Regions from separate parts of the Homo sapiens genome. Here region 1 is linked to region 2. Evidence: chromatin loops called from intact Hi-C (ENCODE). Cell type or tissue: HepG2. All regions are shown on one strand. Links, peaks and the distances in the headings refer to the core of each region. The heading gives the core; the rest is flanking DNA. Region 1 overlaps AOPEP (aminopeptidase O (putative)). Region 2 overlaps AOPEP (aminopeptidase O (putative)).

Region 1 (11,454 bases), core at 1,042-9,041, 52 kb after region 2:
CTGAGCAGTTCCAGGATCCAGGTCTCATTGCACTAACAAACAGCAGATTTCCTGTAGGAAGAGCCTGATCCTTAGAATGGCCCTTCTCAGATTTGGCTGGAATCTGCCTCCTGTAACATCTGCGCAGTCCTCTTAGCTCTTATCTCCAGAATTGCACAGAATGCGCCTTGCTCCCACCAAAACAATCTACGTATCTGAAGGCTCTTCTTTCTTTTCCTGACCAATAGGTCACTTTTTTGGGTGAATTTAGCATATATACCGCATGCCTGGGAGAACGTTCGCTTTCTTGGGCTTGGTCCTTGGTTGTTCTCTTTGTTGACAGTGGTCTTCTCCAAATGTGACAACTGAACTGAACACAGCCTGCTTTGAGGCGCCACCCATGAAGCATGGAGTGGAACTGTTATTGCACCCCTGGATCTGGATCATCCAGAAAGGAAGGACAAGTGTTCATCCAGTGGGATTCACTCAGATATATATATATACCATGTTTCTTTTTTGTTATTCTTTTTTTTTTTTTTCGAGATAGAGTCTCGCTCTGTCGCCCAGGCTGGAGTGCAGTGGCGCGATCTCGGCTCACTGCAAGCTCCGCCTCCTGGGTTCACGCCATTCTCCTGCCTCAGCCTCCCGAGTAGCTGGGACTACAGGCGCCTGCCACCACGCCCGGCTAATTTTTTTTTTTGTATTTTTATTAGAGACGGGGTTTCACTGTGTTAGCCAGGATGGTCTCAATCACCTGACCTCGTGATCCACCCGCCTCGGCCTCCCAAAGTGCTGGGATTACAGGCGTGATCCACCGCACCCGGCCTTTTGTTATTCTTTTAAGAGATGGGTCTTTCTCTGTCGCCCAGGCTAGAATGCAGTGGCGCAATCAAAGTTCACTGCAGCCTTGAACTCCTGGGCTCAGTGATCCACCCACCTCAGCCTCCTGAGTAGCTGGGACTACAGGCGAGCACTACCACATCTCGCTTTGTTGCCCAGGCTGGTCTCGAGCTCCTGGCCTCAAGGGATCCTCTGCCTTGGCCTCCTGAAATGCTGAGATTACAGGCTTGGGCCCCTGCACCCAGCCCCATATTTCATTTTTACATTCAGTATAATACACCTTGTCATGGCAGTTCTACCATTCCAAGTCCCATGCATTTTTCCTCCTTAATAACATTCTTTGAGTGCTTTTAATATGCCAAACACTGTCCTAAGCATTCTATATACATTATCTCATTTGATCCCAAAATGGCCTTGTGAGAGAAGTGCTGGTACCATAGTACCATTTTCCTCCCCATTTGATAGAGGAGGAAGCAGGTGCATGGAGATATTAAGCAGTCAGCCTTATCTGCACAGCGAGTAAGCAGCAGCACTGGGGTGAAAGCAGAGGCGCATCTGACCCCAGAGCCCAGCTCCTAACTGCTCCTCTCCACATCACCTCCCCCAGTGGGATTCCCATTACATTTGCATTCCTCCTGTTGATCCAGCCCACCCTTGTGCTTACTATGTTGGAAGCCACAGCAGTCACCTCCTGCTACATGTTGAGTTTACAGAAAATTAAATATACTAAATATTTTTCATAGGCAAACAGTTAATTTTTTAAAAACTCTTTCTCTCTATTAGATATTTTCTTCTTATTCATTGGACCCTCAGTTCAGCCTGCGGTTGCTGTTCTTGACTGTGGATGCTGTCAGTCAACCAGGTAGACTCCCAACTATAGCTCATAGGCAAATCTGTTAAGCCAGTAAATCACCATTCCTTAGGCACAGACCTAAGGATCTCCATCCAGGTTATAGCAAATAATTAATCAACACCCTTGGGGCTCTGTTTTTTAGCCTTGTATAAAGCCGTGAAACAACTACCATATGCTCACCGTTGCATGCTCTCCACCACATCCATTCTACTAGCTGCCTTGCAGAAGTCAAGATGCCCCACTGAATTTCTGGAATTGGCCCTCAGGATCCCATTCTAACTCTTGTAGTTCATCATTTTCTCTTTTAAGTGCTCACAAACTGTTCAATAACGTCATCACAAATTTTGCCCCGCCCCCCATCTCTTATCTTTGCAAATCGGAATAGCTGTCTACCTCCTTCAGCTTCTTTCTCATTGTCTGTGTGAATTGATCCTCCCCGCAGAGATCTGTGATCACATATCACAGGTGGAAGCTTTCAGAGCTATAGCCTGTCCCTCACCTGGACTTGGAATGGGAACTCCTTTAAAGGGTGAAGGAGCCCTGTCTACCAGTACCAAGCAGCAGTTCCCACATAGCAGGGCTTATTCTACCATGAGTAGCTTGAAAATCATTCTCCTTGGCAGGAAAGTTGAATCAAAATGGGAGTTGAGTCATTCTGTTCTTTCTGCCACCTCTTGGCACCTGGTCTTCCTTATGCTCCCAACTTCACCTCCAAAGCCCTTTTTGTTGTCCTGGGCCTTCTCCACTAGCCCATCCTGAAGTTTTGCCTTCTTGGCAGTCATTTTACAGCCTCCCAGCTCTCTTTATGTAGCGTGGGTTTTTCCTTTCTCCAGCATCCCGTTCAACTATTGTCTGTGTTCTCTGAAAACCACCCTTAGCAGAAACTGCCTGTGCAGTCACATGGGTGTCTTGGCTCTCCGTTTTTCTCTGTCTCTTTTGAGAATGTGTCTAGATCATCGCTTGCTGTGTTGAATGGGACAATATAGCACTCAGACCATTGCATTGATTGGTTTCTTATTTTTTCTCCATGTGGTGTTTTGCTTCTCAGAGGAATTTCTGATACATGGGCAATCAAGACCTGAGGACATTTTGGTTTTGTGTTGATACTCATTGCTTTTCTGAGTTTCATCTTTCATTTTCCCACCCTGATTATTAAAATGTGTGGAGTTTGTTTGCATTTTCCACAGTTCTGCTAACTACAGAGTTTCTCCTTATCACCTTCTTTAGCAGCCGACCCGGGACGCTGAGACTTCTTATGGGTACCCACCACTGGGTCCTTTCACTCTCAGGAGGACAGAATAAACCTTGTTTATTTTCCCGTGGCTCCTCAGAGGGATCCTCCTTCTGTCTTAAATCATCTTAGCAATTGCCTTTTTCAACACCAGAGGAATATCTTTCTGTGTCTGCTGCAGGCTGATGGTCCCAGTGGGGAAGCCCTTCCTGCTGGGTAGCTGTTAAATCCATTTTGAAAAGCATACAGACAGTCACACCTGCCAAATACCAGCGGTGTTGATACAATACAAATTTATTAGTTAAAGGTTTATTCACAACCTTTTGGTAGCACTGCAAATGCTAGTCAGTGGCAAATGTTCATTATTCACAGTTTATAGATAGGAAAATTGTCACCGAAAACAAACAGTGGATAGAGAATTCCTGTGCTTTCATCATTCTGCCTTCATTTTTTACCCAGAGGTGTCTTCGTGGAGCGGTGTAGACCAAGGGGATGAGTGTGTAAGGAAGATGCCCAGACCTAGCTTAGTAGGACTTTATGTGGCTCTTGAAATTTGTTGTTTCTTTTATTTATTTTCTGATGATGATGAGTCAAGGAGCAAGCTTAAAGACCAGCCCTTAAAGGGTTTGCATTCAAAATCAGCAGTCTCACCAAGGGAGAGTATAGGCTACATTTGTGTGTGGTGTCATTAAAACCTTTTCATTTTGGAATAGGTTTAGACTCCCAAGAAATTACTGTAGTAGTAGAGTGAGTTCCTGTGTCCCCTCCCCCAGCTTTCCCCCATGACAGCATCTCACATGCGTAACTATGGTGCCATGTCTTCTTAATGTCTTTGCCTGTCAGAGGAAGGTTTAGTTGATGCTACTGGAGGCTCAGTCAGAACATAGTCGGAACACAGAACGCAGATAATAGCCACATTTACATTGAGCTACTGAATGCCAGGAGGAGCTCTGGCTGAGTGCTCTGGTGCCACTCAGCTCTGGGAGCTGCCCCAGTGACTCTTACTGTCACCTTTTCACAGATGAGGGAGCCGGACTGCATGGGGCTTATGTTCAAGATCACATGGCAGTGGAGAGACTTGGGTCCAAGCCCTCACCCAGTGGTCATGCTCCTTCCCCTGCAGGTCTCACCTGTGCATCTGGGGCTCAGATGGGCACTGTTGGCCAGTCTCTACACAAGGGTCAGATTTCACTTCCTCCATTGTTGCAGGGTGAGTGAGGTCCTGCTCTCAAAGCTGTCAAACCTGGTGGGGCAGCTGCGACTAACAGAAACACTGAGATGTTGAAATGATCATTAATTCCCTTCTGTCTCATTTCTGGGATGCTTAGTCCCTGGCTCAGGCGTGGCAGCAGCAGGTTTATAGTTGAAGAATCTCTTGTGGCTCTCATGCTGACTGCTGGGAGTGTGAGAGGAAGAGTGCTGCTGGAGGGCCCGCCTGGGTGGGGGCAGAGCAGCAGGTGGGTATTCAGACCCAGCTGACATGCCAGAGGACAGTTCAGAGGCATTTTCTCAAATCCCACCCTTGGGGTTATCCTGCAGGATTGGACCTTTCTTCAGGAGGCCCGATTCGAAATCAAATCATTATGTATCAAATATCACTGCCACCTGCCCACTCTTTAAATATCCACATTGCCTCTGTGGTTGTGGTGGAAAAGGAAGGCGTGGGGAAGGGAAAGGGCACGTCAATCTCAGTTGTTGCATTTGGTGCCAAGTACAACAGAAACCAAGGGCATTTGAGCTCAGATGACCTTGGTAACTTGATCTCTCACATTCCATGTATTCCAGCCAAAGAAATAAACACCAGAGTGTAATGTCTAAGAGATACTGAACACTTTTGCTTTTATGGAATGCTTCCACATGACCTGAGCCTCACTGCAGACTTTACAGGTGAGGAAGCTGAGCTTCAGGGAGGGTAAGCAATTCCTCTAAGGTTCTCCACTTAGTACTTGGCACAGCCAAGATGGGGACCTGGATCTTGGGGGGGCCCCAGAGTGTAGCAAGGACTTTGGTGTTCTGTGGACCTGGGTTCTTAACCTCGACTCTGCCACTAACCAGTTTTGTGGTCTTCTCTAGGACTCACTTTCTTTAACTTTTAAATGGGCATAAACAGGATGTGGCCTCATCAGGATCTTATGAGGGAAGAGGGTGTGATGCATAATAAGAAGAGCTTGGCTGAGTACCTGGCACAGAGGATAACCAGGAAACGTTAGCTGTTAGTACTAGTCCAGTTAGAAACGAATCTGGCTACAATTATTGCAGCAATAAAGCAATGGTTGACTTAAACAAATGGTAGTTATCTTTCACACACAATACAAAGTCAGAAGGCAGGCATCCCCAGGCTGGCCAGGAGCAGCATGATGATAGTAAAGGCTGTTTGCCTTCCTTCAGTCCATTCTGCTCTCCACAGAATCCTGGTTTGCTGCCTCATGGTTGCAAGATGGCCATCACTGCTCCATCCACCAGGCTTGTGGGGAAGAGGTGCGGTAGCAGTCACATTTTCCCCCTTTATAAGGAAAGCAAAAGCTTTCCCAGAACCCCACCCAGCATGGAATCACAGCAGACATCTGCTTTTTTCATTTTGGCCTGGACTAAGTGCCACAGCTGCAAGAGACACTTAGAAAATGAGCATTAGCTTTTCAGATTCAGTCATACAAGTGGCAAGGAAGAAGGCAAATGAGAATGGGAGTAGACCGACCAGTTGGATTTGCCACAGCCCTTCCTGCCTCTCACACTGTCATTTTAAAAAAAATTTTGCATTGGTCCTCAGGTGCATAGGGCTTAGTTCATCCTAGTCGTGTGCCAGTGGCACATGAGTGGCAAAGCCCCTTTTCTAGACTGATGGCCTTTCCTGCTCGCAAGTGTATGCTGTTTCATGTACGTGCATCGCTTAAGTTTTTAAATGAAACATAACATAGATACATTAAAGTGCACAAGTCTTTGCTAGATGGCTCAAAGGATTTTTATGATTTATCCCCATGAAAGTACATTCAGATCAATCTATAGAACAGTCCCAGCATCTCAGAAACCTTCCTGTTTCTCTGCTGTCTGTCAACACTCCCTCCCAAGGTGACCATTATTCTGATCTCTATCCCCATAGGTCAGTTTTGCCTGTTCTTGGATTTCATTGACATGGACTTGTACATGTGTGTGTGCACTTCGTGGACCTGACTTCTTTGGCTGACCTGTGAGAGTCATCTGTGTTACTGTGTGTGGTTGTAGTTCATCTGCTTTCTCCGGTACTTTGTCTCTCTACGCAGACCTGGTATTAGTAGCATTGTGAGAACCAGAGTAGCACAGAGATGGAAGTTTCCTGTTTCCATTCATAGAGTGTCATTTCCTCCTAGAAACCACCCCCTCTGATTTCTTGCAAAGCTTGCCTGTGCACTGCCCTCTCCAGCAGCAAGCTGCTATCAAAGGAATCTCTTGGGGACTTGTATATTGGCTTTGAATGCTGTCAGCAGGAAGAATTTTCTTGAGCACTTCTTCATTTGGAGAGGATGGAAGAAGAGAGTTAGAGAGGGATGCTTTCGGGAAGGACATTTTTAGGCAAAGGAAAAAACAGCAACTGAAGGCGTCATTGGGAACTGGAACCTGGAAGCCAGCCTTCTGAGCAGAGATTTACATCATTCTTCTGTGTTCCTCCCCTTCGAGCAGTCTCAATTCAGGGCTCAAGGGCAAAAAAGACGCACGGCAACTCTGCCTGTCTTAGGGCTGGGCAACCTAGTTTGAGTTCAGACTGACTCTTGAGAAGTCTCCCTTCCCCCAGACAGTGGGTGATGGGCTTTCCTTATCAAAGCTAGTGTGGCTTTCTTACAAAAACATTGCATGGCAGGACAAACCTGAGAGCAGTGAAAAAAGCTGATTCTTTTCAGGGGAGTCTTAAATGAAGATGAAATGGATTAGTTATTCTTACAAGTGTGGGCATGTAGGTAAGTCAGGGATCGAGTAGAAAAATGAAAAGTATGCAGTTAGCTCTGATGGTTTTCATCATCATCTTTCCTTTAGGTATCTGCTGATTCTGTGCCTTGTGTCTGCTGGGATAATGTCCCAGAGTATTCAGCTAAGACTTAATCAGGGATCCTGTTTGCTAAAATGGAATATTTTATTAAGTTTATTAGGTAATTTCTGTATCCCTGGCCCTTGCTAGGGGCTTTGCAATGTATTATTTCAGTTATTCTCTGCAGGATCAGGGAAGGTGGGTAGGATTATTCCCATTTTACAAGTGAGTAAATGAAGGTTAGTAAGTAACAGGTAGTAAGAAGTAAGGCTGCTAGTCTAAACTAGGTCTCATATTCCAAAGGCTGCATACCTTCTGCACCACCACACTACCTTTTAAAATAACCCCTTGCTTTTCTGATGCACCAACCCTCTCGTGGTTCCTTGCCTTCCTTCACCTCAACACTCCTCAGTGTTGATCCAGTGAGTGGCCGGTTTTAGAACAGCCGAAAGCTGTAAATACCTCCTCACTTATTTTGATTCAGCTGTTGAAGCTATACTGTAACACTGCACAAATCTTTACTAGATGGCCCAAAGGATCTGTTACATTTTATTTAAAATATTTAAAATTTTAAAGCCAAATAGCACAGTGGAAAAGATCTTCATGGAGAATAAGGAGTCGCTGGTTTCAGTCCTAATGTCACTACAAATCAAAACAAGGCATAAAGCTGGGCGTGGTGGCTCACACCTGTAATCCCAACGCTTTGGGAGGCTGAGGTGGACGGATGGCTTGAGCTCAGGAGTTCGAGACCAGCCTGGCCAACATGGCGAAACCCCATCTCTACAGAAAAAAACAAAAATTAGCTGGGTACGGTGGCAGGCTTCTGTAATCCCAGCTACTTGGGAGGCTGAAGCAGAAGGATCATTTGAGCTCAGGAGGCAGAGGTTGCAGTGAGCCAAGATCGCACCACTGCGCTCCAGCCTGGGTGATGGGAGTGAAACCCTGACTCGAAGGAAAAAAAAGACTTTGAGTGGACCGTGACTATCCAGTCCAATCTTTTGGCTTCCCTGGGCCACATTGGAAGAAGAAGAATTGTCTTGGGCCATGTGTAAAATAAGCTAACACTAACGACAGCTGATAAGCTAAGGAAAAAATCGCAAAAAAATCTCGTAATGTTTTAAGAAGTTTATGAATTTGTGTTGGGCTGCATTCAAAGTCATCTTGGGCCACATGTGGCCCATGGATGGGCTGTGGGTTGGACAAACTTACTGTAGAACTAATGTCTGTGTGCCTCAGTTTACCTTGTGTGAAATGAGGAAGTTGAAGTATGTGATTCTTGATGTTCCCACCTGTTCTAAAAACATGAGCTTCTATGACCTTTTTTTGTAATTCTAATATGGGTGGAAAGTACAAATATTTATTAAAGGAGCCTTAATTACTAAGTGCAAATCCAGAGAAGTGGATAACATTGAGGCTTTCAAAATTTTTTGAAAGAGATATAAGTTCTTTACTTTTCCAAGTAAAGCTTCATTTTCCATTGCATTTCCCAGTCTGTCATCAAAAAAGGGTATACGTTCTTAGATAATTTATAGTAGAGCTTAGAACCCTTGAGGGTCTGGCAGACTTTAATTTTGGATAAATTGATGTAAAATATTTGCCAATAGCCAACTTCAGGTTCCCAACCCAAATATAAATCCCGTAGACGAGTATGTAATACAAACTGTTCTAAATTATACCTGGTACTGTTGAATAGAATCAGGATGATATTGAGCAACTCTGAAAATAACAAATAAGATGCTATTATGACCTAATTACTTAAGAATGTGCTATACTTAAATAAATTGTTACTAAATCGTTTTAGACCCAGTAAAGACAAAACTGGCCACACAAGTGACTCGGGAGCATCTGTTATCAAGCATGGACTTAATCCGGAGAAGATCTTCATGCAGGTGCATTATTTAAAGGTAAGCACATGTCAGTTGCAGAAGCCAGTGATTGTGGTGCAGCACTTTTTAGGCCACACAATTAAACAATGATGATTAGTAACAAGACTGAGGTGAAAATACTGTAATGATATCTGACTGGCCAGATATCTGAGCGTTCAGTAATTAAAGCACTTCATGCCCAAAAAAGGAGACCAAGTTAGGAAAGACTGAATGAACAAAGGCTGAAATATTCCCTGCCCTGTACCTCTGTTCTCCCTGCCTGAGGAGCAGAACTCTCACTTTGCTGTCAGGTTCCAACTGAAAGACATGGGTGAGAAGGAAGTGTTTTCTGTCGTGAAGGCCTTTCCTGGTAGGGGGAGTAGAGAAGAACTGGGTCTCTCTTCTCTTTTCATCTGCGATGGACAACCAGCCTTCATGTGAACCAAGTCCAAACAAAAATGATGACAACATTAACAAAGGAGTTGAGAACTAATTAATTTCCAGGCCACGCCTTCCTGGTGAAAATGGAAAGGGCAGCCAGGGACAGGTAGGACGGCACATTCTAGATGCACAAGTGCACTATGGGTTAGGTAGGGCTGACTATATAACCATTTTTTTATGAACTCATGGTAGGCCTCTTTTTCTCTCTCTTTTTTCTTTCTTCTAGGGCTACTTCCTTCTTCGGTTTCTTGCCAAAAGACTTGGAGATGAAACCTATTTTTCATTTTTAAGAAAATTTGTGCACACATTTCATGGACAGCTGATTCTTTCCCAGGTAACTTATGGGTCCTCATGAGTCCATGATGTATGACTGGAGGGGGTATGGCACATGAAGATTAGATTATGCCAGTATTAAAGAGTAGGGAAAAGGTTTCCCATTTAATGCAGTGGGAAAAATAGGAAGTTAATGAAATGGACACAAAGAAAGGGTTGCTTCAGGGAAGGTGATCTCTCTGTAGTTTTGAAATAAACTATAACCCAAAGCTGTCTCGTACACAGTGATAGTTAAAGACAAAAATAAAACAATCCTGCCGTTCTCTTTACCTGGACTTATCTTTGGAAGACTGCCTCCTTCTTACCTTCTAGTTTTCAGTTTGAACGCCACAGGCTCCAAGTCACCCGGCTAAACAGATCTGCATCCAGGCTCACGTGTCCCACCCCTTTGCCCTTTCCATTGCCTTCATTGTCATTGCCATTGTCTGTAATTATGTTTTCATCATGGGGCTATTTGTTTCTTTTCGCTGTCCTCCACTCTACGTATATGCCCAACAAGGCCAGACCATTCTATTTCACCAGTACTTAGCACATGATTGGCACACAGTAGGTACTCCATAAATATTTGATCAATAGATTAATAACCAGATACACTGAAATATGCAGACAGCCTGGCCACAAAACTATCAGAGAGAGACCCTGTCAGCTCGTATGGGCATGGGGCCAAGCAGCACATAGCAAGGAAGTTAACAAGGAGTGGCAGGCTCTGAAAAATGACACTCATAACTAATAGAAAATAGGTGATGCATCCTTAGCATAGATTGGACTAATGGACCTTTTTCATATTTGATAATTGTGCTCATATACAGCTGTGAGTCTCATTATCTCCAGTGTTAGATGTAAAGGATGTGCACGTATAATTTGAACACAGATGGAAGAATCACATGAGCGTAACAAGACCGGATGGCTGTTCCTCTATGTTCTTTTTATTTTTGTACTGGGTGTGGGGAAAATCCTCCCTAAGCATATATTTGGAAAAGCAATTCGAAAACTGGTTCAGAAGTCTTACATGCTTGGTTGACTGATTAGTACAAATTCCTACTGCTTGAAGCCACTTCTCACCAAGAGACTGCAGTGTTAAATAAGTGCATTGTATTTACCATGACTTCGGAGGTTTTGATTTTCACTTCCCATGGAACTCTTACTGCTCTCTTAACCAAACTGTTCAGTTCTTCGTTTGCTTCTCTCTTTTTTGTTGTTTTTTTGTTGTTGGAGACAGATTCTCCTCTGTCGCCTAGGCTGGAGTGCAGTGGTGCGATCGCGGCTCACTGCAACCTCCACCTCCCAGATTCAAGTGATTCTCCCGCCTCAGCCTCCCGAGTAGCTGGGATTACAGGCGCTTGCCACGACACCCTGCTAATTTTTGTATTTTTAGTAGAGATGGGGTTTCACCATGTTGGCCAGGCTGGTCTTGAACTTCTGACTTCAGGTGATCTGCCCACCTTGGCCTCCTAAAGTCCTGGGATTACAGGTGTGAGCCACCACACCCAGCCCGTTTATCTCTTTTGAAAAGCTTCATTGTTTCTTCATAGCAACTTTATTGAGATAAAATTCACATACCATAAAGTTAACCCTTTGAAAGTCTACAAGTCAGTGGTTTTTGGTATATTTACAAGATTGTTCAACCGTCATCATTATCTAATTTTAGTACATATTCACCAAACCCAGAAGAAATCATTAGCAGTCATTTCCCCATTTTTACTCCCCCAGCCCTACATAACCACTAATCCGCTTTCTGTCTCTATGGATTTGCCTTTTCTGGACATTTCATATAAAAGAATCATATGCTTTGAGAACTTTTGTGTCTAGCTTTATTAACGTAATGTTTTCAAGGTTCATATAGCATGTATCAGTACTTCATTCTTTTTTATTTTAATGTTCATTTAATTGTAATAAAATATACAAAAAAAATTTA
Region 2 (11,454 bases), core at 2,337-10,336:
AGGGGTCAGGAAGGGCAGGTGGCCTGGTTTCATGGATGAGTCCAGACTCGAGCCTGAAAAGGTAAGTATAAAATGAGGAAATGAGAAGACATTTGAGAAAAAGAGGTATATAAGCCAGGTTTTTAACAACCTACATGTCAAATCCTGTTCTTTCTTATTGGCTCATTTTGCCATGCATCCCTATAAAACTAATGATTTAGTAGTCAGTCTTGTGCTTGTGTGAGGAGAGGCTTTCCAGAGCCAGTTAACCTCAGAAACATAAACCCATTGAATACAGACAGCATTCATTCATTCAGCCTACCTTTACTGAACAACAGCTATGTACCAAATACAATACCAGGTGTTAGAGTTAGAAAATGAACAAGACAGGTCTCTTTCTCTTAAGAAACCAATAATACAGAAATAACATTATTCTCTTCTTAGAAAGAAAAATGTAAAATGTGTAATTGTCTGCTTTATAAACTGACAGTTCATGGAACATTTGTAGAAATTAATCACATTGGAAGACTTGCTAAAAATGTCAATCAGTTCCTCAAAAGTAGAAATAAGACTATCTTTGGTCACAATGCAGTAAGGTAATAAAATGAGGAAATAATAAAAGAAGAACAATTTATCCCTCTTCTACTAAAACCTCTCTGAACTTTTGGGTCAAAGAATAAATTAACCCCAAAATGCAGAATATCTAGAAAACAATATATAGCTCAATCTATGGAATGCCACCAAAATTGTTCTTGATGAAAAATGTATAGTCTAACATCACTTCTGAGGTTAGAAAACAACAATAAAATCAACCTACAGAATGCAAAAGAAAGAAAGATCAAAGCAGATATGAATTAATTAGAAGATATGAGAGAAAAACCAGAATTGACAAATACAAAAGTTGATTTATTGCCAAAACCAATAAAACAGAGATAACATTGGCTAACTGCATTAAGAGGGGAAAGAGAAAAACTCACTAATCCAGAGGATTAGAAATCATAAGTGACAAATAGTAACAGATGCAGAGGAAATTAAAAGAATCATATATAGTACTTTGTGAACTTTTCAGCAAAGAATTTTGACAATCTGACTGAAATAAATGATTTTCTAAGAACATATGAGTCACCAAAAATTGATACCGAATGAATTATTAGACAACCTAAGTAAACAATACCCATGGAAGAAAGTTAGCAAAGAATTTTTCCTGGAAAAACACCAGACCCACAGAGTTTCTTTCATAAGTGAATTTGCTCAAAATTTCAATAAACAGGTCAGTTCTAACTGTAAAGATATTTTCATAGAAAGGAAGGCTTTCAAATTATGTTTATGACCAGCAAAATACTAATGCCATAACCTGACAAGTTAGACAGAACAATAACATACTATAAGCTACTCTTATTTGTAAATATCAATGTAAAAATAACAAACAACATACATAACTCAATAACATATCAAAAGCATGATAAACCCAAACTAGATGGGTTTTATCCTAAAAGTGTAAGGATGGTTCCATCTTAAGAAATGTGTTAGGAAAACTTATATTTATAGGTCAAATATGTCAAAACTCAGTAGTTGCAAATAAGGCAGTTAGCAAAATTCAATAATATTTCTAATAAATACTTCTAGAGAAAATAGGACGAAGTGATATTTCTTTAATGTTATGTAAACTCTCTCTCTGTGTGTTTGTGTGTGTGTGTATTTGTAATCAAAAGGCAGCATGAGGCTGGATGTGGTGGCTCACACATGTAATCCCAGCACATTGGAAGGCCGAGGCAGGAGGATTGCTTGAGTCTGGGAGTTTGAGAGTAGCCTGGGCAACATAGCAACACAGTGAAACCTCATCTCTACTAAAAAAAAATAAAATAAAATAAAAAAAAAAAATAGCTGGGCATGGTGGTGTGCACCTGTAGTCCCAGCTGCTCAGGAAGCTGAGGTAGAAGGATTGCTTGAACCTGGAAAGTCAAGGCTAAAGTGAGCTGTGGTCATGCCACTGCACTCCAGCCTAGGTGACAGAGCAAGACCCTGTCTCACACACACAAAAAGGAAAAAAAAAAAAAAAAAGCTAGCATTATATTAGTAATGAAACAACAAAAGAAAATTCTATTTAAAGTTAAGATTAAAACAAGACAAGGTACCTACCATCACCATCACTATGTAATAATATTTGGATTCTAGACTCATGGTTAGTAAACTACCTGTAAGCCAAGTGCCTGCTTTTTTCTTTTTTCTTTTTTTTGAGACAGAGTCTCCCTCTGTCACCCAGGTTGGAGTGCAGTGGCATGATCTCAGCTCACTGCAGCCTCCGCCTCCTGGGTTCAAGCAGTTCTCATGCCTCAGCCTCTGGAGTAGCTGATTTTTGTACTGTTAGTAGAGACAGGGTCTCACTATGTTTGAGAGGCTGGTCTTGAAATCCTGACAGGTGATCCACATGCCTCGGCCTCCCAAAGTGCTGAGATTACAGATGTGAGCCCCTGCACTCGGCTGTGCTTTTTAAATAAAGTTTTATTGGAGCACAGCATTGCCCAGTCATTTATGTATTGTCTGTGGCTGCTTTCATGCCACAACTGCAGAAATGAGTAGTTGTGACAGAGGTTGTATGTTATAAAGCCTAAAATATTTGCTATCCTTTTATGGAGAATGTTTGCCTATCTCTATTCTAGACAATACTAATAGATAAATGAAAGAAATTAGAGGTAGAATTATTGAAAGGAGGCAGCAAAATTATCATTATTTTCGGAGGATGCATAGGAAAACCAAGATGATCAACTGAATGGAAAATAGAAACAATACAACTCGATAAGATGGATGGTTACAAAATAAACTTCTTAAAAATCATTCATTTTCTGATTTACAAACAAACAGTTATAATGGAAGAAGAGCTCCCATTTAGAAAAGCACAGAAAAGAAATGCTTATGAGTCTATATGATATGAATAAATTATGGAATGAATAAATAAGAATCTCCTGTACTGAATTCCAAATACTGCATGTAGATGCTCCCCTTCCGAGGAGATGGGACATAATGCCCTGCCTCTTAAGTGTGGACTGTGTATAGTGACTTCCTTCCAAAGGTCACAGTAGGGAAAGTGGGGGGAAAGAATAACGTTACAGTGGAGAAACCTGACAGACTGGACTGCTGCTTCTGCGGGGTGATCAAGGTTAGCATCAACAGTGATGTCATGTTGATAGCAGGTTCCTTGATGTGATGTGATGAGAACGCACTTTATATCTCTATTCTTTTTCCTAAAAACCTATAACCCATGTCTAACTGAAAAATCTCAGACAAACCTAAATTGAAGGACATTCTGTAAAGTACTTGACCATTACACCTTAAAACTGTCAAGGTCATCAAAATCTAGGAATGTCTGAGAAACTGTCTCAAGCAAGAGAAGCCTAAGGAGACATGAAGACTAAATGTTATGTGGTATTCTGGTAAAAACTAAGGAATTCGGAGTGAACTACAGACTTTAATAATGACATATTAATATTGGTTAATTGTATTAGCATTGTACATTTTGACAAATGTCTCAACTTTTGTGGGTTTTTTTTTTTTTTTTTGGTTTTTGGTTTTAACTTTTGTGTTTCTAAAACTAAAGTAAAATGTTTATTTAAATTAAAAAGCACCAAAATTTGAATGTGAAACATAAGGTGTATAGTTTGTCCTCAGTAAATTTCCCTGGTCATGTACATGTAAATATATATTTTTGGAAAGGTTTAAAAAAGTCATCTGAAAAAATAAATGTGAGGATGAATGGGAAAAAATTTTGAAGAGTAATGATGAGGGGTTCTATTATATTTCTATCTAAAACATGTTATAAAGATATATTAATCAGAATAGTTTGTTGCTTGAGAAGTTAAATTAAGCCCTTGAAATGTAAAAGAATAAAACTCAAAAATAAAGTCAAATACATTCAGATTTTTTTATATGATGAAATGAGCATTTCAAATCAATGAAGAAAAGATGGACTGATCAATAAATGTTATTGAGACATCCGATTCACAATTTGGAAATTTAGCTGCATACCATATTTCTTTCACCAAAATAAATTCCACATCAAATATTAAATAAAAAAAAGCACATCAAACCACAGTAGGAAACAAACATGAGTAAATAAATGCATTCTTGATATGTGGGAAACTTTTTAGAGTCAGAAAGTAAAATTCAAAAGCTGTAAAGAGAAATAGTGATAAAACATGTTTAATAAAAACTTCAAACTTCTAATTGAAAGAAATACAAAAAGAAATACAACAAATGAAAGGGGGTGTAGACAAATAAAGGGCTAAGTTTCTTATTTTATCAAGTGTTCTAACAAATGTTTTAATAAAAATCTCTCTCCCCAAATAAAAATTAACTCATTAGTAAAGCTGGCAAATGAAACTGCCATTCTCATTTGTTTTTTTGTGGGGATAGAAATTGTTGTGACTTCTTTGAGGGCCATTTGCAGTATTTACTGAAGTTTCAAAAGTATGCCTTTTTTTTTTTTTTTGGATACAGAGACTTGCTCTGTCGCCCAGGCTGGAATGCAATAGCACTATCTCGGCTCACTGCAACCTCTGCCTCCCAGGTTCAAGCGATTCTCCTGCCTCAGCCTCCAGAGTAGCTGGGATTACAAGCGCGCACCACCATGCCTGGCTGATTTTTGTATTTTTAGTAAAGATGGGGTTTCACCATGTTGGCCAGGCTGGTCTAGAACTCCTGTCCTCAGGTGATCCAACTGCCTCAGCCTCCCGAAATGCTGGGATTACAGGCATGAGCCACTGTGCCCAGCCTAAAAGTATGCTCTCTTTGACTCAGCACTTCCACTGCTAGGAATTTCACCAAAGTGTAGGTGGCTAAATAAGCAAGAATGTTTACTTCAGCATTGCTGGTAAAAGCAAAGCTCTGGAAACTCATGAGGGGCCAGGATATGTGCATTCTGCTGCACCATTCAGTGGAATTCTATGCAGCCTTTAAAAAGAATGAAGCTGGCCAGGCGTGGTGGCTCATGTCTGTAATCCCAGCACCTTGGGAGGCTGAGGCAGGCGGATCACCTGAGGTCAGGAGTTCGAGACCAGCCTGGCCAACATGGTGAAACCTCATCTCTACTAAAAGTACAAAAATTAGCCAGGTGTGGGGCACTTGTAATTCCAGCTACTTGGAAGGCTGAGGCAGGAGAATCGCTTGAAGGCAGGAGAATCGCTTGAACCCAGGAGGTGGAGCTTGCAGTGAGCCAGATCGCGCCATTGCACTCCAGCCTGGGCGACAGAACAAGACTGTCTCAAAAATAAAAAATAAAATGAAAAAAAAAAAAAGGCCGGGTGCAGTGGCTCATGCCTGTAATCCCAGCACTTTGGGAGGCCGAGGCGGGTGGATCATGAGGTCAGGAGATCGAGACCATCCTGGCTAACACAGTGAAACTGCGTCTCTACTAAAAATACAAAAAATTAGCAGGGCGTGGTGGCAGGCGCTTGTAGTCCCAGCTACTCAGGAGGCTGAGGCAGGAGAATGGCGTGAACTCGGGAGGTGGAGCTTGCAGTGAGCCGAGATCACGCCATTGCACTCCAGCCTGGGCGACAGAGCGAGCCTGGGCACTGTCTCAAATAAATAAATAAATAAAAAGACTTAAGTAGACCAAATGTGGGAGAAGCTCCTTGGTATAATATCAACTGAAGAAACAAAATGCAATGTCCATCATGCATTTGTCCTTATTACCTTAAAATATTTTCTGGAGCAATTCGTAATACCTTTTTAACACTGGTTGCCTTGGAGGAGAAAAAGTCCAAGTGGAGGACTGATGGGAGGAGGGAAGATAATTTGCCTCTTCATTTGCTTTTTTTTTTTTTTTTTTTTTTTGAGAGGGAGTCTTGCTCTGTTGCCCAGGCTGGAGTGCAGTGGCGCCATCTCGGCTCACTGCAAGCTCCGCCTCCTGGGTTCACGCCATTCTCCTGCCTCAGCCTCCGGAGTAGCTGGGACTATAGGCGCCCGCCACCACGCCCGGCTATTTTTTTTTTTTTTTTTTAGTAGAGACGAGGTTTCACTGTGTTACATTTGCTATTTTTTTATATTGACTTTTTTTTAACCGTGCAACTGTTAGCTTATTAATAATTAAAATTATGAAGGCCAGGCACGGTGGCTCACACTTTTATTCCCAGCACTTTGGGAAGCTAAGATGGGAGAATTACTTGAGCCCAGGAGTTTGAGACCAGCCTGGGCAACAAAATGAGACCCCATCACTACAAAAAATTTACAAATTAGCCAGACGTGGCGGTGTGCACCTGTAGTCCCAGCTACTTGGGAGGCTGAGGTGGGAGGATTGCGTGAACCCAGGATGTTGAAGCTGCAGTGAGCCATGATCGCACCACTGCACTTCAGCCTAGGTGTCAGAGTGGGACCCTATCTAAAAAAAAACAAACAAAAACAAAAATATAAAATTCTCAGAACAAAGAAATTGGAACAAAGTACAGACAACCCTTTTCAATAAGCATTACAAAATTTTTAGACGTAGGTTGCTTGAGTCCCAACTTACTGTCTCTATAATTAGAATTATTGAGTTACTGAGTTAAATCTAGCCCCAAGCAGGTTAATGTGTTACCTGACCCCTCCCCCCCAGCCAAATATATAGATTCAAGTAAACTTTTTGAAATACTGAACTATGAGTCTGTGAGTCATAGTTCATGGATTCCTGTGGACTTGAATGAGATGGAGGGGTCTGGGGAACCCAGGTTAGAAACCACAGTTATAATATGAAGAGCACTGGGCAGGGGGGTCAGAGGATGAAGGCCAGACTGACTGCTGGCCGCCGCCAACTAGCTAGCTATGTGAGCCAACCTCTCAGCCTGAGTTTTCTTGTCTGTGAAATGAGACTGGGGGTAAAAGGAAGTGGTAAAAGACCCTTCTAGCAACCAAATTCTGTGATTTATGAATATTGTAACCTGTAAACTTTCAATGGCACCAAGGTGATTGTGAGGACCACAGTAGCCTGCTAATGTAAGCACTATTCTTCAGGTCACAGTTTCAGGGCCAAAACACCATCCTTCCCAGGTCGTCAAGTAATTCTCCTCGGTAGATGATCTGCTGAGGCCGGCGATTATTCAGCCCTTCGGGAGGTGAGTGCAGAGCTGTTTTTCTCACCATCTTTAGCCTTCTGGGTATTCCTCATGCTTCCCCCTCTCTCAGGAGAATCTCTTGCCTCCTCCTCATCTTCTTCTTCCTGATTTATCACTGCCTCTGCCCCATCTGACATTAGGAAAGTGTTTCATCGTGCTCGAGTAGAAGATTTCATGGGAAACAGACTACCATCTTTGGAACAGGATCCGATATGAATAATTCTTTGAAACATTTTTCTCTGCATGTCTGTATCTTAGTCAACTTTCAGTTTCCCCTGCTTGAGGAGAGTGGGGCATGTAGACAATCCAAATGTCATCTATATTTGGCTTTAGAGTGTGTTTTCTACTTAGCTTTGAGTTCTGGATAGATCTGCGATTCTGGGAACTGACTTTAAACAAAATCACGAAGCTTTGCAGTGAAGACACATCTGACTCACAAGTAAGTTGAATGCTTTCCAAGGGCCCATTTTTTTAGAACTTGCTCAACTCTTTCCTGCAATAATGCTGTGCTTGGATCAGCCCACTTTCTCTCAGACCCTGGCAAACTGGCCATTCCAATATTCCTTCCTGTTAAAAGGTGGTTGCCATTTGGCTTTTTATTTGTAATTCATGCGAAGTTCAATAAGTAATATGAAACATCATTTCAGTAAGTGGTTCGGTGGGAGACATTATCAAAACAATTAGAATGTGTTACTGTCAATAAGCAAGAAATCAAAATTTCATAATCTTCTCTGACTCATGTGGAATTGACTTATACTTATGGCCCTTTCAGCTTTTAATGAAGAATGGCCAAAAAGTATAGAGTATTCAAGTTTGCTCAAATAAGAATCGATTGCTTCTTCCTCTGAGCCCCCATAGCAAGAATGTATTTTTTCAATGTAGCGGCTTTAATCACCTAATAGTATAGTATAGTACATGTTTTAAATGGGAGGATGGGCACTGTCTTCATTCATCCTTAAGTCCCTGACACCTAGCCCAAGTTTCCACCTATGATCGGTGTTTATCTAGTATTTGTTAAATGTGGGATTTCTCTCCTGATTGTCGGATTAACCCTTGAGTCCTTAGGACTCCTCGCTGCTTCTCAGTATCTCACATACCTTTTGCTAGCCACAAGAGAAAAAACAAAAACAAAACACCTCGCATCTTCAACAACCTTCACTTAAAATGTGTATAATAACTTTTCACGTAGAAAAGTGCTGAGAAGGCTGGGTGCAGTGGCACATGCCTGTAATCCCAGCACTTTGGAAGGCTGAGGTGGGTGGGCACTTGAGGCCAGGAGTTCAAGACCAGCCTGGCCAACATAGCAAAACCCCGTCCTTACTAAAAATACAGAAAATTAGCCGGGCGTCGTGGAGCACATCTGTAATCTTAGCTACTTGGGAGACTGAGGATGCAGTGAGCTGAGATCGCGCCACTGCACTCCAGCCTGGGTGACAGAGTGAGACTGTGTCTCAAAAAAAAAGAAAAGAAAAGAAAAAGTGCTAATAAAATACCTTAATGTGCATATGAATGAATTGGGGATCTTGTTAAAATGCAGATTTCAATTCAGCAGTTCTGAGAAGAGGCTAAGATTCTTCATTTGTAATAAGAGCCCAGGTGTCTAGACCAGGACCACTGGTCCTGGTCACAGACCACACTTTGAGTATCAAGAACTCTAAGTTGACTTGTGTATATTGTTAATTGACTGAGTGTTTAAGCAGGGAGGAAAAACACGGTTTAGCTTTCCAGTGAGTATGTCATTTAATATTTCTTACACACACAGAAAGGGTGAGGAAGGGTTAACAGGGTTCTGTGTGAATGATGTTCAGCAGGTGAGAAAGGAAACTAATAAAGCTGGCTGGATCTTGCTTTATGTGCTGTGCCTCAGCTCAGCAAACTGAGCTGGAGTGGGGTTAGGGTGAGCAGGGTCAACTGCTAAAACACAGTTTACTGCGGGGGTGAGACAGCAGCTGTTTTAACATCTCCCCCAATACCACACCCCCTCTGAGGACTAGAAGCATAAGAATGTATTGTATCCAAAAGAAATGGTCAGGAATGGTAGTTTAGACCTGCCTGTCTCAAATACCAATTGCCTAGTTGAGAATTTACCCAAGACATTAGTACTAGTGATTATGTCACTTTTCTTCTGCAAAGATGTGTTCATCTGTCTCATTTGTCACAATTTAGGTACATACATTTTCTGGTCTTCAGTTTCCTAGAATTTTCTTAGATAGAAATATGCTGTGTGTGTGTACTTGTGGGTGTGTTCCCCTGGGGCTCTGTATCTGTGTGTCATTTGAAAGAAAATTTAAAGCTCTTTTTAAAATCTTTTTTTTTTTTGCCGGGCACCGTGGCTCACACCTGTAATCCCAGCACTTTGGGAGGCCGAGGTGGGCAGATCACCTGAGGTTGGGAGTTTGAGACCAGCCTGATCAACATGGAGAAACCCTGTCTCTACTAAAAATACAAAGTTCACTGGTGTGGTGGTGCATGCCTGTAATCCCAGTTACTCGGGAGACTGAGGCAGGAGAATCTCTTGAACCCGAAAGATTTTTTTTTTTTTGAAGACAGAGTCTCATTCTGTCTCCCAGGCTGGAGTGCAGTGGCCCGATCTTGGCTCATTGTAACCTCTGCCCCCCGGGTTCAAGCACTTCTCCTGCCTCAGCCTCCCGAGTAGCTGGGATTACAGGCACCTGCCACCACACTCGGCTAATTTTTGTCTTTTTTGTGGAGAGACGGGGTTTTACCATGTTGGCCAGGCTGGTCTTGAATTCCTGACCTCAAGTCATCCACCTACCTCAACCTCCCAAAGTGCTGGGATTACAGGCATGAGGCACCATGCCTGGCCTTAAAACCTTTTCTTGATAGCCTTTTGCATTTCAGGTTTCTTGAAGTATCTCTGCTTGTTTGCTTCTGTTTCAAAGATCATAACAGGCAGCAGGCCCCATTGTGGGGGAAAGTGGTAGCAAATGGATCTGTGATAGCAGGTGTCATCCTCATCATCTCTTTACAGTAATCGAATTGGTTGAAGATACATGGAAATCCAACTAGATACACTTGTAAAAATATCACCTGCCAGTGCAGTGGCTCACACTTATAATTCCAGTACATTGGGAGGCTGAGGTGGGAAGATTGCTTGAGGCCAGGAGTTCAAGACCAGCCTGGGCAATGTAGCAAGACTCCATCTCTAAAAAAAAAAAAAAAACAGTTTTCAAGTTTGCCTGGGTGTGGTGGCATGCACCTGTAGTCCTTGCTTCTTGGAGGACTGAGGCAGGAGGATTACTTGAGCCCAGCAGTTCAAGGTTACAGTGAGCTAATTAGCTGGGTGTGGTGGTGGGTACCTGCAATCCCAGGGAGGCTAAGACAGGAGAATTGCTTGAACTCAGGAGAAGGAGGTTGCAGTGAGCTGAGATTGCTCCATTGCACTCCAGCATGGGCAACAGAGTGAGACTCTGTCTAAAAAAAAAAAAAAAAAAAAGTTCAAAAAATGTTTAAAAAGTTACAGTGAGCTATGATTGTGCCACTGCATTCCAGCTTGGGTAACAGAGCAAGACTCTGTTTCTTAAAAAAAAAAAAAATTACTAAAACATTTGTGATTGCCATTTGATGACTACATACCGTAACTACTCAATTTTGCCTTCCTTTCATGTGAATAGTGTCCTTTGCTGCATCTGCATTTGAGCTGCCCAAGAGCCCAACTAAATTAATCCCTCCAGAAGTAAAGGAGATGAAATCAACCAATCTGAGGAAAGCCTGACCAAGGCATTCATGTATCAAAAAGATATGGAATACCTACCCACTGCATACATGATACTAGAAATCCTACAGCTTCCCTGCACAGTGGCTGTGGTTTTCATTTATATGAAACTGAGGCCAGAGAGGTAAAGAACTTGGCCTGAAGTCACATGGGGCACTGGGTATTATTTGAAGCAGTTTTTTTCAAAAAAGTCACGGAGAAACATTACTCAGAGCCTCTCCCTCACACCCTGCAGATAGAGCTCTGAATCTCGGCATCTGTGAGTTGTTTCTTTTGGGCTTTTTAAAAAGTCTTCCAGAATTGTGGAATGGGATAGTTTCAGTTAAAATATCTGTTTTTGAAAATCATGACCAATAATAAAAATCAAGAATGTCCTATTACATATTTCATACCTTTAAGAATTTTGTTTTGCTCTAATTGGTCTTATTGGATTAAATGATTTCTAAAGTCTTCTCTGGGACTTCACTTTTGTGTTTCAAGTTTCTTATCCATCTGAAAGCCATATATTTGGGTTAAACCAAATTATTAGCAATAGGTATCTTTGTAGAATTTCTAGTAGTTTGGAAGGAGTTGAATGTACTAGAATCATAGCACGTATTTCAGCTGCTTTATTAGCAGTCTAGCTAAGGGGAGTTTATTGTTCCAGTTTTAGTC

The links. A loop is a pair of places that touch in the nucleus more often than their neighbours do. Peaks named below come from ENCODE experiments on the same cell type or tissue, not always from the same donor. Only the 100,000 strongest peaks of a DNase experiment are listed, where the experiment ranks them.
Region 1: it touches region 2 in a loop (4-fold over the local background); 8 of 110 quality-filtered maps call a loop at or near these places.

Annotation. Positions count from the first base shown.
Region 1 is chr9:94,946,476-94,957,929 of GRCh38, forward strand. AOPEP (aminopeptidase O (putative)) reads left to right here. Exons shown (of 17, transcript NM_001193329.3): 8 at 8,702-8,804; 9 at 9,433-9,540. Among named protein-coding and RNA genes, the nearest start is that of AOPEP-AS1, 6.6 kb to the left of the region's middle. RefSeq lists silencers at 3,959-4,137, 6,038-6,267. In HepG2, for the core only: no CTCF peak of the experiment used is centred there; a DNase peak (open chromatin) is centred at 4,656.
Region 2 is chr9:94,893,392-94,904,845 of GRCh38, forward strand. The region is part of intron 5 of AOPEP (aminopeptidase O (putative)); the gene reads left to right. Among named protein-coding and RNA genes, the nearest start is that of AOPEP-AS1, 46 kb to the right of the region's middle. In HepG2, for the core only: no CTCF peak of the experiment used is centred there; a DNase peak (open chromatin) is centred at 6,630; H3K4me3 peaks cover 1,766 bases.